Linked DNA regions of Homo sapiens: all the other regions are linked to region 1. A link is a contact called in ENCODE Hi-C or POLR2A ChIA-PET data. All regions are on one chromosome and are shown on one strand. The core of a region is the stretch at or near the end of the contact, and the rest is flanking DNA. Distances in the headings are between cores, read along the strand shown. Region 1 holds the start of NAA25 (N-alpha-acetyltransferase 25, NatB auxiliary subunit). Region 2 holds the start of ALDH2 (aldehyde dehydrogenase 2 family member). Region 3 holds the start of MAPKAPK5 (MAPK activated protein kinase 5).

The links. Hi-C counts contacts between places; a loop is a spot of excess contacts on that map. ChIA-PET counts read pairs that join two places held with the same protein, here RNA polymerase II (POLR2A). Pooled maps may share reads with other maps.
Region 2: a loop to region 1 is called in a pooled map, with 4 times the contacts of the local background. The contact joins the promoter of ALDH2 here to the promoter of NAA25 in region 1. A Hi-C loop is called at or near these places in 3 of 50 pooled maps. POLR2A ChIA-PET finds 5 or more read pairs at or near these places in 5 of 52 experiments (GM12878, WTC11, activated B cell and 1 more).
Region 3: a loop to region 1 is called in a map of CD8-positive, alpha-beta T cell, with 33 times the contacts of the local background. The contact joins the promoter of MAPKAPK5 here to the promoter of NAA25 in region 1. A Hi-C loop is called at or near these places in 7 of 168 maps with a recorded cell type or tissue (B cell, CD4-positive, alpha-beta T cell, CD8-positive, alpha-beta T cell and 2 more), 8 of 37 single-sample maps with no recorded cell type and 18 of 50 pooled maps. POLR2A ChIA-PET finds 5 or more read pairs at or near these places in 14 of 52 experiments (CD4-positive, alpha-beta T cell, CD4-positive, alpha-beta memory T cell, MCF 10A and 9 more).

The regions. Positions count from the first base shown.
Region 1 is chr12:112,105,783-112,110,722 of GRCh38, forward strand. It overlaps NAA25 (N-alpha-acetyltransferase 25, NatB auxiliary subunit), which reads right to left and starts at 3,001. Exons shown (of 24, transcript NM_024953.4): 1 at 2,934-3,001. The coding sequence starts at 2,991. RefSeq lists an enhancer at 669-1,170 and silencers at 2,771-2,850, 2,871-2,950.
Region 2 is chr12:111,764,151-111,769,090 of GRCh38, forward strand. It overlaps ALDH2 (aldehyde dehydrogenase 2 family member), which reads left to right and starts at 2,783. Exons shown (of 13, transcript NM_000690.4): 1 at 2,783-2,946. The coding sequence starts at 2,833. RefSeq lists an enhancer at 2,242-3,011 and a silencer at 2,471-2,790.
Region 3 is chr12:111,839,937-111,844,876 of GRCh38, forward strand. MAPKAPK5 (MAPK activated protein kinase 5) reads left to right here and starts at 2,292. Exons shown (of 14, transcript NM_003668.4): 1 at 2,292-2,833. The coding sequence starts at 2,798. It overlaps MAPKAPK5-AS1 (MAPKAPK5 antisense RNA 1), which reads right to left and starts at 3,069. Exons shown (of 2, transcript NR_015404.2): 1 at 1,391-3,069; 2 at 1-541. RefSeq lists enhancers at 1,868-2,147, 2,878-2,977 and silencers at 2,178-2,357, 2,438-2,787, 4,469-4,637.

The DNA of each region.
Region 1 (4,940 bases), core at 1,751-4,250:
TCAAATCCCAGCTCTACAACTTGGTAGCTACAACCTTGAGCAAGTTAATCTCTAGGCTTCAGTTTGATCACAATAATCTTACCTACCTAATAGGGCAGTCAGCCCACCAGTAAACACTAATTAATGCTGATAGTTGTTGAATTTTTGGCTGGTGGGCAAGTACCACCATAGATGAGTTTGTTCATTTGTCAGAATGTCTGAATTCAAGGAACCATGGTTGTTTGGGGGTAGTAATGTATTTAAACAACAAAAGTGTGGAGTTCAAAAGTCAAATGTGCTTAAGTGCTGAATTCACGGACAGTCTGTACCGTTCTTTTCCTAGTCCTGCCAGTTTATACTAATCGCCTTAGAATTACTGAAGAAAGCCTCTTCTAATCCTCTTCCCATGTACATGTTACAAAAGCTACATAATTCTGACTTCAGTTTTGAGAATATAACTTGTTAATATATCCTGATGTTTAGTGATGTGAAATGGACATGGTGTTTCCCATTAGACAGTCAAAACACTATTAATTCTAAATAACTATGGGACCAAAGAAATTCTCTTTGGTCCTCAAGAACAATTTTAAAAATCAAATTATTCTTGAAAGTATTGAGTGTTTTTAGTTTAAAAAAAAAAAAGTCTGCAGGCAGCTGCTGCACAAAGCTGTAATGAGTCACAAACTATGAACCCTGGATTCAGTTCTCACCTTCCATCACCCACCTTGTATATATATCTCTGCCCTCTGAAAATATACACTGGAGGGCAAGGGCATGAGAATATGCAGCCCCGGGGAAATAGGAAATCAGAGTCCTTTCTCTGCCACTTACCATCTGTGTGACCTCAGGCAAATCAGTGTCTTCAGCTCAAAGTGAGGTAGTTTCTAGCACAGTGGTTAAGAAGGTGAGCCTGGGCCAGGCACAGTGGCTCACACCTGTAATCCCAGCACTCTGGGAGGCTGAGGCAGGACTGCTTGAGCTCAGGAGTTTTAGACTAGACTGGGCAACATGACGAAACCCATTCTCTACAATATATACAAAAATTAGCCGGCATGGTGGCGGGCACCTGTAATCCCAGCTACTCAGGAGACTGAGGCAGGAGAATCACTTGAACCCAGGAGGCGGAGGCTGGTTGCAGTGCACTGTGATTGTGCAACTGCACTCTAGCCTGGATGACAGAATGAGACTGTCTCCAAAAAAAAAAAAAAAAAAAAAAAAAAGGTGAGCCTGGAGCCAGGCATGGTGGCTCACACCTATAATCCCAGCACTTTGGGAGGCTGAGTAGGTCAAGAGTTCAAGTCCAGCCTGGCTAACATGGTAAACTCCTGTCTCTACTAAAAACATGGAAGTTCGCTGGGCCTGGTGGCGTGCAACTGTAATCTCAGCTACTCAGGAGGCTGAGGCAGGAGAATCGCTTGAACCTGGGAGGCAGAGGGTGCAGTGAACTGAGATTGTGCCACTGTACTCCAACCTGGACGACAGAGTGAGACTCATCTCAAAAGAAAAAAAAGGTGAGCCTGAAACAGTCCACAGGGGTTCAAATTCTAGCTCCAAGAAATACTAACTGAGTGGCCTTAGACAAATTACACAACAACAATAAAGCCTCAGTTTCCTCATCTGTTTTTTTTTTTGTTGTTGTTGTTGTTAAAGGGTTCAGGGGCAGGAAAAAACAGTAGCCACCTCTTGAGAATGGGTGAAGATTATATTAGATAACCCATATAAAAGGCCAAGGCCAGTGACTGTCATAATGAGTCATCTATAAACCTTAGCTATAGGATTGTTGCTAAAATCAAATGAGATGTGAGAGTAAAAAAAAAAATCACACAAATTATGAAATAAAAGCCGGACTAACTGTGGCCAGAAACAAAGTTAACCACCGCCCCCCGCTCCCAAAACGATTCCCACCTTGGAGAGAAGCCTCCAATTTAGTAACATCCACATGAGGTCTATAAATACGATGTCTACTTTTGTAAAAACCACTGACCTTGAAGCTTCCTCACCATTAAGTGAGATAGACCAAGACCATAAAACCATCTAAGAGGAAAGGAAATGCAAAAAGGACCAATCCAATTACACATTTCGGTTATTGGAAAAGGGTTTCTCCCAAACTCAAAATCTGTGATTTTTCACTACCAGGGTAAATGGATGAGATGACATCAAGGTCTTCAAGTCTGCGGGTTGAGGTAAGAGTTGTGGAGAGGGATCTGCTTAGCACAGGGAAGGAAAGCTGCAGAGAAAACCACAGAGAAGCTGCAGAAAGGAGAAGCCCTCCAGTAGCTCTGCATGCCCCTCTGACACGAGCTATCACAATCTCTTCACCGCTATTTTAGGCCCAAGACCCCCTCCCCCCGCCTCCCACGTGTGACCAGAGTAGCTGCTTCTCCACCCAACAGCTCTGGATTGGGAGCCTGGAATCTCGGGCCTGCTCCTGACTCGATCTGGGTGACCTTGCGTCAGCCCCTTCCCCACTCCGGACCTCAGTTTCTCCTATGCACCGAAGCCCACCTAGTCAGACAACCCTCTAGGCCCAATTCCCGTAAATAAAAAAAAATCTCTGGTAGGGAATCTTCCCTCAGGCAGGGCGTCCCACCCTCGTGCCGGAGCCGGCTTCCACCTTCGGGGAGATCTCCGGTCTCCCTAGGAGCGGCGGTAACGATGCAGCCTGCGGGTAGCGCAGGTGTCTGCAGAACCACGCGTCCCACGGGGCCTGCCAAGCAGGCCAGCTCTGCCGACCAGCTGCTGCCCAGACCGCGCCACTACCACCCCAAGGCTGAGGAAGGTTGGGCCGGCGCCTACGCGAGGCCCGCGGCTGCGGCCTAGTGGCCCGCGCGGCCCGCCCCCCTGCGCCTGCCCGGCCCGCGCGCCGGCCCTCAGCACCCCTCCTGGGCTTTCGCCCCAGCCTCGGCAGCCCTCGGCGCGTCGGGCTGGCGAGCGGGCTGGTCCAAGACACTCACCGTAAATGGGCCGGAGGCGCCTGTCGTTAGGGTCCTGCACATGGCCCCGCGTCGCCATGATGACAAGCGCAGAACCACAGTGCGCACGCGCGGGGCAGGACCCCGGGAAAGGGCTATTAAAGGGCCAGCGTCGATCTCGCTTGTCTATCACGATAGTCGCGGTGCTGCGACTGAACGCGCCTGCGCGGAAAGGGAAGCATCCACCCTTGCCGATTGCCACCTCTTTAAACGCTGTTCCTTCACTTAGCAGGTGGGATCAAGCTGGCAAGAGGAGGCAGCTGTTGCTGTTAAAGTCTTCCGAGTCACTGACTGGGAAGTTAGGAGAGGAGGGGAGAAAGCTCTCAAAGTTAGGGTTCGGCTGCTCCTGTTTATCCTATTTATTCTCCGTCCTGAAGAACCAGCTAGACTTGGCTGTGATTAATCGCAGAGGAACCAGAAACTCCCGGGGGAGAGAGACCCAGGGGAAAGTTGGGGAAGCGGGGCTGATCAACAGCAAAAATCTGCCAAAAAAGTTCGAGAGAGCCGGGCGCTGTGGCTCAGCCTGTAATCCCAGCACTTTGGGAGGCCGAGGCGGGCGGATCACAAGGTCAGGAGATCGAGACCATCCTGGCTAACACGGTGAAACCCCATCTCTACTAAAAATACAAAAAAAGTTAGCGGGGCGTAGTGGCGGGCGCCTGTAGTCCCAGCTACTCATGAGGCTGAGGCAGGAGAATGGCGTGAACCCAGGAGGCGGAGCTTGCAGTAAGCCGAGATCGCGCCACTGCACCCCAGCCTGGGCGACAGAGCGAGACTCCATCTCAAAAAAAAAAAAAAAAAAAGAAAAAAGTTCGAGAGCCCTCCACCACCTGTTCCTGGACCAAACTGAGCGTCAGGCTGCTGTTTCTCCTGGTTCAGTAAGGAGATGCAGATGAACTGGAGAGGAAGCGAGTTTTTATTTCTGCAACCAGTTACAGGGAGAAGGCCTGGAAATTATCACCAGACCAACTTAAAATTACAAAGCTTTCCAGAGCTTATATACCTTCTAAGCTATATGTCTACGTGTAAATGTGCATTCATCTAAAGACATAAGTGATTAACTCGCCGGGCGCGGTGGCTCATGCCTGTAATCCCAGCACTTTGGGAGGCCAAGGCGGGCGGATCACGAGGTCAGGAGATCGAGACCACGGTGAAACCCCATCTCTACTAAAAATACAAAAAATTAGCTGGGCGCAGTGACAGGCGCCTGTAGTCCCAGCTACTAGGGAGGCTGAGGCAGGAGAATGGCGTGAACCCGGAAGGCGGAGCTTGCAGTGAGCCGAGATCCCGGCACTGCACTCCAGCCTGGGCGAGGGAGGCTCCGTCTCAAAAAAAAAAAAATAATAATAATAATAATTGATTAACTCACTTTAGTCTATAACTAAGGTTTGAGTCCTGAAGACTTTCCTTTGAAGCCTCAGTAAATTTACTTAATCTAAATGGCAATAGGTGCTGGGGTGATTATCCTTATCTTGCCTCCTACTAAATCACGGAGGTTTGGGGAGTTACTTCAGACCCCCAATAAAATTTGTTTAATCCTAAATGGGTCCTGTTAGGAATTCTTTCGTTATTTTGTCATGCTTTAAGGCCAAGGAAAGGCCTAGGCAAAACTCTTGGTGGGCTTTTGTTACATTCCATCCTTTGTATAAGGGCACTGGCTTTTTTTTTTTAGCTTTTAATATGTAACTTAACCACTCAGTTAGTACTGAAACAGTTGTTATGGAGGCCTGTGTTAGTGAGACCTGGCCTGCCACACACCCTTCTCCCAGGACTCAGCCAACAAAGAAGCATCCTAGATGAATACTTACTCGGTATCTGCCTAGAGTATTTAAATGCAAGGTCTTTACATTTATTCTCTCATTTAATTTTCATAACTGTCATCGTATTTCCCTGGGAGGTAGATCTTATTATTACCTCTCTTTTTACAGATAGATTTATTCGTACAACACTGAGTTATTGAGTGCCTATTATTTGACACACTCTTGTTTT
Region 2 (4,940 bases), core at 1,533-4,032, 340 kb before region 1:
GCCTGGGAGGTCGAGGCTGCAGCGAGTTGTGATTGTGCTACTGCACTCCAGCCTGGGTGACAGCGAGACCCTGGTCTTGGGGAAAAAAAACAAGAAGACTTAGAAAGCTACAGTGATGAAAACAGTGTCATACTGGCACACGCATACAGAGATCAATGACACAGAATATACAGTAGTTCAGAAATAGCTACTTACAGTTACTTAGTAGTAAAAAGATGACTGGCAGGATGTATTTGTGCCATATATGATAGACAAAATGTTAATTGCCTGGATACATATAAAGCACCTACAAATCAATTTCAGAAAGACCAACAATCCAATAGAAAAGTGAGCCAGAGACATGAGCAGCTAGTTCATAGCAGAGGAAACATGCATGACTTCATCTAGGCAGAGATGCTCAAGCTCACTCGTAAAAGAGAAGCAAATTAATGTGGTAGTGAAATGCCACTTTTTCGTCTCTCAGATTAGCAAAGCTAAAAAAAAAATCCTGAAACTTCTACTGGTGAGGGTGTAAGGAAACTCAGACATGACAGGTAGTGGGGCATAAATTAAACTTCTTTGGAGGGTAATATATCTGTATTTAAATTGTAAATATTCTTTGTTCCATTTCTACTAATTTCTTTCTTTTCTTTTCTTTCTTTTTTTTTTCTTTTTTTTTTTCTTTTTTTTTTTTTTTTGAGACGTAGTCTCACTCTATCACCCAGGCTGGAGTTCAGTGGCACGATCTCAGCTCTTGGCTCACTGCAACCTCTGTCTCCCAGATTCAAGCAATCTCCTGCCTCACCTTCTGGAGTAGCTGGGATTACAGGCACTGCGACCATTCCTGGCTAATTGTGTGTGTGTGTGTGTGTGTGTGTGTGTGTGTGTGTGTGTGTGTGTGTGTGTGTTTAGTAGAGATGGGGTTTCACCATGTTGGCCAGGCTGGTCTCGAACTCCTCACCTCAAGTGATCTACCCGCCTCAGCTTCCCCCCCAGAGTGCTGAGATTACAGGCACGAGTCATGGTGCCAGCCTCATTTCTATTAATTTCTTAAGCAAATCAAGAGCATACATTGTGGCATTGTTTGTAGTGGCAAAAGATTGGAAACAACCTAAATGTCCATCATAGGAAATTCATGAAATAAAACTACCTCATGTATCCAGAGGAATACCATGAAACTGTTGAAGAGAATGGGGACATAGTCCTTGTGTGCTGTGACAAAACGATCTCCACACACAGTATTAAGGGAAAAAAAGTACCTGGCACGGTGGCTCATGCCTGTAATCCCAGAACTTTGGGAGGCCGAGGTGGGCGGATCACCTAAGGTCAGGAGTTCGAGACCAGCTTGACCAATATGATGAAACCCCATCTCTACTAAAAATACAAAAATTAACCAAGTGTGGTGGCATGCGCCTGTAATCCCAGCCACTTGGGAGGCTGAGACAGGAGAATCGCTAGAACCTGGGAGGTGGAAGTTGCAGTGAGCCCACATGGTGCCAGCCTGGGCAACAAGAGTGAAACCCCATCTAAAAAAAAAAAGCAAGGCGCCATTGGGAAGGGGAAGTGGGGCCTGCATGGCTGAATTCAGAGAAGGAAGGGAGTCTTGGTTATCAGATTATCTCTGCAGCTGATCTCCAAACCTATTTCCCTTCTTCCTGGCACAGGGGCCACTCATTTCCCAGACTCTTTTGCATGGAGGCATGGTTGTGTGATTGAAATCCAGCCAGGCGAGCAGGCTCAGCCCACAGAAACCTCCCATGGGCCACCCCCATGCCTTTTCTTCCTCTGGTTTGTGTGGAATGGTGCTGAGCCCCCAGGGCGACTTTGGTGGAATCTGGTGTTGAAATCAGAGTCCCACCGCCGGGCGCGGTGGCTCACGCCTGTAATCCCAGCACTTTGGGAGGCCGAGGCAGGCGGATCATGAGGTGAGGAGATCGAGACCATCCTGGCTAACACGGTGAAACCCCGTCTCTACTGAAAATACAAAAAATTAGCCGGGCGTGGTGGCAGGCGCCTGTGGTCCCAGCTACTCCGGAGGCGGAGGCAGGAGACTGGTGTGAACCCGGGAGGCAGAGCTTGCAGTGAGCCGAGATCGTGCCACTGCACTCCAGCCTAGGCGACACAGTGAGACTCCGTCTCAAAAAAAAAAAAAAAAAAAAGAATAAGCAAATCATGCAAATCATCCTGTTCTAAACTCTGAACCGCTGCTTCCAAGACCGTCCCTGCCCTTGCCCTGGCCGCCTCTCTCCTTGTTAACTGGGCTCCATTCATTCTTTCCATTTCTCTAACACGTGCCAGGTGGTCTCATCTCCTGGCCTTTGCCCTTGCTGTTCCCTGTCATCATTCAGGTCTCACTTGTCATTTCCTGACCATGGTACTTATAAAAGCAGTGCCGTCTGCCCCATCCATGTCACCTCGTTCATCTCCTTCACCTCCGAAATGATCTCGCTTTTGGGTTTACGGCCGGTCTCTTCACCTGGAGCATCAGCCGGGAAGGTCAGGGTCGCCCTGGCTCGGGCCTGTTCACATTGGGGTCAAAGGCACACATTGGGGGCTCAACCAAGGCGAGCTGCGTTCGCGGGGCCGGGTCTTTCCGCACAGGCGGAGGGCGGTGGCGGGCGCGGAGGCGTCGCGCGAGCCAGGGGGCAGCCACGGGCCGGGGGTACCTAGCGCCACCCGCTTCGCTTGCATCAGCTGCGCGCCCCATCCCGAGGAATGGTAGAGGCAGCCCCGCCCCCGGCCCGCCCCCGCCTTTCCATTGGCTGCCGCGCGGGGCGGGGAGCGGGGTCGGCTCAGTGGCCCTGAGACCCTAGCTCTGCTCTCGGTCCGCTCGCTGTCCGCTAGCCCGCTGCGATGTTGCGCGCTGCCGCCCGCTTCGGGCCCCGCCTGGGCCGCCGCCTCTTGTCAGCCGCCGCCACCCAGGCCGTGCCTGCCCCCAACCAGCAGCCCGAGGTCTTCTGCAACCAGGTGAGCCCACCGGCCGGGCTCGCGCTTTGTTTTCCGGCCCGAGTCCCCCGCAGGCCCCTAGGAAGGCCCCGCGCCGCCGTGGGCCTTAGTGTACTCATCTGGGGCTCGAGGGGTTTGCAGAGGCTGACCTGGAAGCACATCTGCCCCCTCCTCTCCTGCAAGCATTTTAGCCCCTTCGCCGCCTCTGACAGTCCCCGTCCCATTTCCCCGTGACTTGGGCCCCCTCTCCGTCTTCGCCCAGCCTCGGTCTGTTTTCCAGGGCCAACTCTCGGGGTTCCGTTCTCCCCATGGTCCTTGCTTTCGGGTCTCCGCAGGGTCCCCACCCTCACCCACTCAGAAGACGCGACCAAGTCCCTCTTTGCAGGAACTTTCCTGTCTTTTCCTTAGTCATCCCCTTTACCCCCTGACTCATGCCCTCATCCAAGGAGTTCAAAAGGAAAAACCAGGAAAGAGGTGATTTGCAGCCACGTTCTCCAGTTCACCATGGGCGAGGCCACGCTCGGCTGCTTCCATTGCTGGGAGTAGGGAATCCTGGAGGACCTTCGGCCCCAGGGGGCCGACCCCAAGGGGTGTCTGCGGCTTCCAACGCCGGCTTCGACCAAACCAAGGAGGAGCTTTCCAGGATAAAACTGATTCCTGTGGTCCATTTATTGATTGCTCAATCAGTAATACTTTGGAATATTTTTTGTTTTGATCTTTGAGTTTGGTTAAAGTTCTAGACTTCACAGAGGCTGAAATTGGTTATGAAAGAGTTTGTTTTGTTTGTGCCAGTGCATGTTGGCTGCCTTCTCTGACTTAAGCTTTTTCTCCTATAAATGGAAAGGCGCTCTGAGGGTTAGGTTCACACAGGCCCTCATCAACCAGTCACTTCATAGTTAATCACAGCTCCTGTCCTGTCTGCACAGCCTTTGTGCAGCACTGTTCTAAGCGTCTACCTGTTTTGCAATTTAAGGTAATTTTTACAACAGCCTCAGTAGGAAGGGACTGTAATTCTCCATTTTACAGATGAAGAGACTGAGTCACAAAGAGGTTTAGTGACTCACCTAAAGACCAAAGTCAGTGGCATAGTTGGGGTTCACAGCTGAACTTCCAGGAGTAAGCCCCTAACCAGAACATTCCATGGTATGTTGTGACTCTGGGTGGGAACAAAGGGACCACCGATCCTCTGGGACTATTGCTGATTTGGGATGCTGTAGAGCTGGCTCCTAGCCAGCTGCTTTCAACAGCACACCTGCTGGTCTGGCCCTGAGTGTGGCTGCAAATCTGGATATAGGTGATGGGTAAAGGCACATGCGTGTGATTTTAGGGGATGTTACAAAGGTCATTTGCAAGGGAATTTTTAAAAGGATAAAATAAAATCTTTTGCATAACACAAGCTAAAAAGGCAGCAGCTATGGCTCCCTTGGCAGCCTGTGCAAGTTCATGCTTGGAAGACTTGAGCATCAAAAGATCTAGCAGAGGCCAGGTGCAGTAGCTCATGCCTGTAAATCCCAGCATTTTGGGAGGCCGAGGTGGGATGATCCGTTGAGCCTAGGATTTCGAGACCAGCCTGGGCAACATAGCAAGACCCTGTCTCTAGTCTCTACTAAAAAAGTAAATTAGTTAGGTGCGGTGGCACATGCCTGTAGTCCCAGCTATATGGGAGGCTGAGGTGGGATGATCCCTTGAGCCTAGGATTTCGAGACCAGCCTGGGCAACATAGCAAGACCCTGTGTCTAGTCTCTACTAAAAAAGTAAATTAGTCAGGTGCGGTGGCACATGCCTGTAGTCCCAGCTATATGGGAGGCCGAGGTGGGAGGATCACTTGAGCCTAGGAGTTCGAGGCTGCAGTGAGCTATGATTGGGCCACTACACTTAGTCTGAGCAACAGAACAAGACCCTGTCTCAGAAATGTCCTCAAGGAACAGCCATCGCCCTAGGAACCCTTCTGGCCACAGGATCTGATTAAAATCTTTATCCTTTATCACATGCAGATGAGGCAGCTGGGTCCAGAT
Region 3 (4,940 bases), core at 1,042-3,541, 270 kb before region 1:
GGAGCACCTGTTGGAGGTCTGTATGGGCCAGGCCTGGAAACTGCACACCTCTTCTGGTCACTTTCCGCTGGGGAGAGCATAGGCACAGAGCCACACTTAAATTTTACTTTGAGGAATGCAGTGTAGGTGTATGTCCGACAAAGAAAACAATAATTCGGTAGACAAATAAGTCTCCACTCCAATATTCAATTACTTACTTAACTTATGCTCTGGTATGTCTCAAATTAACCTAGATAGAAATGAACTCTGAATCTTCCACTTCCATCAAGTTTTTCACTCACTCAATGGCATCATTATCCATCCAGTTGCTTAAGCATACATTTGAAAGTTATCCTTGGTCTGTTTCTTATCCTTCCCTTCCACATCTAATCCTTCAGGAAGTCCTGACAATGTTACCTCCAAAATATGTCTTAAATCCATCTTCTCAGCCAGGCACGGTGGCTCACGCCTGTAATCCCAGTACTTTGGGAGGCCAAGGGAGGTGAATCACTTGAACTCAGGGGTTGGAGAGCAGCCGGGGCAATGTGGAGAGACCCAATCTCTACAAAAAAAATACGAAAAATTAGCCAGGCATGGTGGCATGCGCCTATAGTCCCAGCTACTCAGGATGCTGAGGTGGGAGGATCGCCTGAGCCCAGGAGGTCTAGGTTGCAGTGAGCTGTGATCACGCCACTGCACTCTAGACAGTGGGACCGTTTAAAAAAAAAAATCCATCTTCTCTACACCTTTACCGCCACCTCCTTAGTTCAGACAGTGTAATAATCTCTCATCTGCATTATTCTCCAATAGCCTCCTAATAGCTCTGTTTCCATTCTTGCTTTCCTATATTCTATTCTCTACAAAGCAGAGTGATCTTTTAAAACAAATTTGTTCACATCACTCTTTACTTTAAAACCTTACAATAGCTTAGAATAAAATCCAAAGTCCTGATTATGACCCCCAAAGGCCACATATGATGCAGCCCCTGCCCACATCTCCAACCTCATCCTTTTTATACTTTTTTTTTTCTTTTTTTGAAATAGAGACGGGGTTTCGCCATGTTGGCCAGGCCGGTCTCGAACTCCTGACTTCAAGTGATCCGCCCGCCTTGGCCTCCCGAAGTGCTGGGATTACAGGCGTGACCCACCGCGCCCAGCCTCCAACCTCACCCTTTATCAGTCTCCTCCTACTCGATCTACTCCAGCTACAATGACCTTCTTGCTGATTCTTGAACATATTTAGCTTATTTCCACCTTAAAATTTCTACCCATCTGCCCAGAAATCTTTCCTTGGATTTCCAATAGCCAGCCCTTTCTCATTCCTCAGGGGTCTCAGCTTAAATGTTACCTCCTGAGATTCCTTCCTTAATCATCTAATACGAAGAAGTCCCCACATCCAGTTATTCTCTTACCTCAGCATCCTGTTTATGTTCTTCTTAGCATCAGACTCGGGCTTTTTCCTGTTTATTACCTACTTCGTTTTCCTGAAAGATCCATGTGCCGGTACCATGTGTTGTTCCTACTGTTTCTCCAATGTCTAGTAGATTTGGCACATACTGATGTGCAATTAATACGTGAATGAAGAACCATTGACAGACGATTAGTCAAAAGCTCTTGCAAAGCCCTTTGATAGGTTATCGGTGGAGAGTAGGGAGCACAAACCTGGGGTCCCATTCTAGCTTGACCACTTCTCGGCTGTGCACAAACTAGTCTAGCTCTCCTGAGCCTCAGTTACCTATTTTGCAAATTAGGGATGGGAACATCCATACCTCACGACGCCAAACGGCTACCTTGTAAAGACGAAAGGAGGAAATGCAGGAAATAACTCCACGTAAGGTTAATGCTCCGTAAACAGAGCTGCTACTGCTATTATATATTCTATACAATCCTGCGCCCTTAACGGCAGGACCCTTTCAGTGCTTCAGTCCTGTCTTCTCTCTCCTGGGTTGACCTCCACAGATCCTCTCAGAAGAGCGTTTTCCAGGCGTGAATCTCCGCAGAGTGGAGATAAAGGCTGAGGCCCCAACGCACGCGCACTCACGCGAGTCCGGGCCTATGACGTCATTAGCGCAGCGCCATCGCCGCGGAAGGCCCAGGGGCCTGTCCTGTATGCGGCGTGTCTTAGGGAGGCCCAGGCGGACGCCTGCAAGTCGGGTGCGCGGTTCGGGGGCGGCTCGGAAACCCCAGCGGAAGGCAGCAAGGGGCGCGTGGGGCCGTGGAGTCACGAAGCTGGGCGGCAGGAGGGGCGGCCTGGAGCTCCCGCGGGGCACAGCGCGTGCGTGAGGGCGGCCGGCGGGGCTGCCCGGCGCGGGTGTCCCGGCGATGTGTGGCGCTGAGGCGGCGGCGGGAGCAGCGGCGCCGAGCTCTGCTTCGGCTTCGGCTTCGGCTTCGCGGCGGTGCAGGCGGCGGAGGCGGAGGCGCAGGCTCTTCTTTAGGACCTGGCGAGCCCAGGTCTAAGCGGCGGCCCCGCGAGGCCCTTGCACGGCGCCCCGGGTCGAGGCCCTCCCCGCCTCGCCCTACCCCAGGAGCCTGCCTCCCCAGCTGGGGATGAGGCTAGGAGGCGGCCGCGTGGGGCCCAGCACAAAGACCTGTCCCCAGGGGCCGCCGCCTCCGCCGCTGCTGCTGCCGCCAGCCTAGAGCCGCCCGCCGAAGCAGAGCCGGCGCCGGGGTCCTCATCCCCACCGGTCCCGAGGGGCGGCTGCTGCCCGTCGCCACGAGGCCCAGGGGCCCGAGTGCCGAGCCCTTTGCTCCCTCGGCCGCGCGGGGACAGGGCTGCTGAGCAGCCTCCGCCTCTCCCGGCTGTGGGGGCCCCACTGAGTATGTCGGAGGAGAGCGACATGGACAAAGCCATCAAGGTAAGGGGGAGGTGCCCCCTCTTCCCCCGCGTTGTCCTGTGGCGTTCTTCTCGGCTCTAGCCTCAAAAAGCAGGGAGATTTTGCAGTGAGAGGTTCCATCGACTACCGGGTTTCGGCCTCCCCCGGATTCCGTGGATCGCGCTTTACAGCCCTGGGGCCAAGGGTTATGGGTGTGGGTGTAGGTGTGTGTCCGACTCCCGCCAGCTTCCCTGGTGAGTGTGATTTGTGCTCAGCTGGAACAGAGGTGAGTGGCCTGGAGACACTATTAAGTGTCAATGAATGGGACGAAGAGAGCCCTACTACTACTACTACACGTTTCGATCACTCCCCAAGGCCGCCAGCATTTGCTTCCGGATGGTCTACAGAACTTGGAGAGTTGGAATTTATCCATCCCTCCCGATTTGTTTGAAATCAGCCTTCTGGAAATCTGCAGTTGGAAAAAGGTGGTTCGCCGTACAAAACCTGTCCTTTGGGGAATAGGTTGTCCTCACTTTTCCGTGTATTCTCCCCTTTTTCTTTTTCCTCTTCTTTCTCCTAGGAAGCATTGAGTTTACTTAGGAAAAGTTAACAGTTCCTGTGACTTAACTGCACTTAAACCAAAAGAAAAGCAAATGTGTGTTCGAAAATTACACAAATAAAATAAGTTTTCTAAAACCTGTTTTTAACTTTTTTTTTTTTTAAAGGCACATTTTGCCCACTCAGGGCCAGTTATCTGTCTTGACAGCTGTAGCTAAGAAATTAGTCTTATGAAAATTAAACATTGACGCTTAAAGTTTGATGTATTATTTACTTATTTGTAGTGTTAAGTCAGCCCAGTGCATTGAATAATTTCATTTTATCTTGAAGGACAGGCATCTATTGGCAGCTTGGGGTTATTTTCCCCTTCAAGACAGTTACTAGTAATGATTAAGAATTTACATTTCTACCAATTCTTTAGGTGGTGTATATAGTTTCTCAAAATCATCAAGTCATTCCAAAGAAACTTAACCCTTTAAAGGAGGCATCAACATATAACATATACATTAAGGAAGACCAGGTTTTTTGTCTGTTTGTTTGTTTTTGAGACGGAGTCTCACTCTGTCGCCCAGGCTGGAGTGCAGTGGCCCGATCTTGGCTCACTGCAAGTTCCGCCTCCTGGGTTCACGCCATTCTCCTGCCTCAGCCTCCCGAGTAGCTGGGATTACAGGCGCCCACCCACCACGCCCTGCTAATTTTTTCTTTTGTTTGTATTTTTAGTAGAGACGGGGTTTCACCGTAATAGCCAGGATGGGCTCGATCTCCTGACCTCGTGATCTGCCCGCCTTGGCCTCCCAAAATGGTGGGATTACAGGCGTGAGCCACCGTGCCTGGCCCAAGGAAGACGAGGTTTTAAATCATAAAGATTCTAAAAGACTGCCTTGACATATCCTTCTTTTGTTTTGGGTTTTGTTTTTTTTTTTGAGTCGGAGTCTGGCTTTGTCATCCAGGCTGGAGTGCAGTGGGATGCTCTTGGCTCACTGCAACCTCCACCTCCCAGGTTCAAGTGATTCTCCTGCCTCAGCCTCCCCAGTAGCTGGGACTACAGGCACGTGCCACCACACCCAGCTAATTTTTTTGTATTTTTAGTAGAGGTGGGGTTTCACTGTGTTAGCCAGGATGGTCTCCATCTCCTGACGTCATGATTTGCCCGCCTCGGCCTCCCAAAGTTCTGAGATAACAGGTGTGAGCCACCGCGCCCAGCCTTGGTTTGGGTTTTATTGGCACAGAGGCATGATATGCCGCCTGAAGTTATTTAATTGGGTTGTGAATCAAAGCGTATGTGGCCAGTTTTTAAACATTGTCTCCTGTGTGCCAGATGGTGTCCTAGACACAAATGGTACAAGCCAGACTCCTAGATGTCCCTACTGTCATGTAGCTTATATTCTAGAGGGTGGGGTTACTGCTAGGTGGTTTTAATTAAGTGTGGAAAGGGTGAGGAGTACTGTGTTAAATAGGGTAGTCCGAGGAGGTGACACTGTAGAGTTCTGATGGAAATGCGAGAGCAAGCCACCACTGTCTCAGGGAAGAGTATAACAGGCAGTGGGAATAGCAAGGACAGACCTTGAGGTAGAAGCAGGTGTAGTGTGAT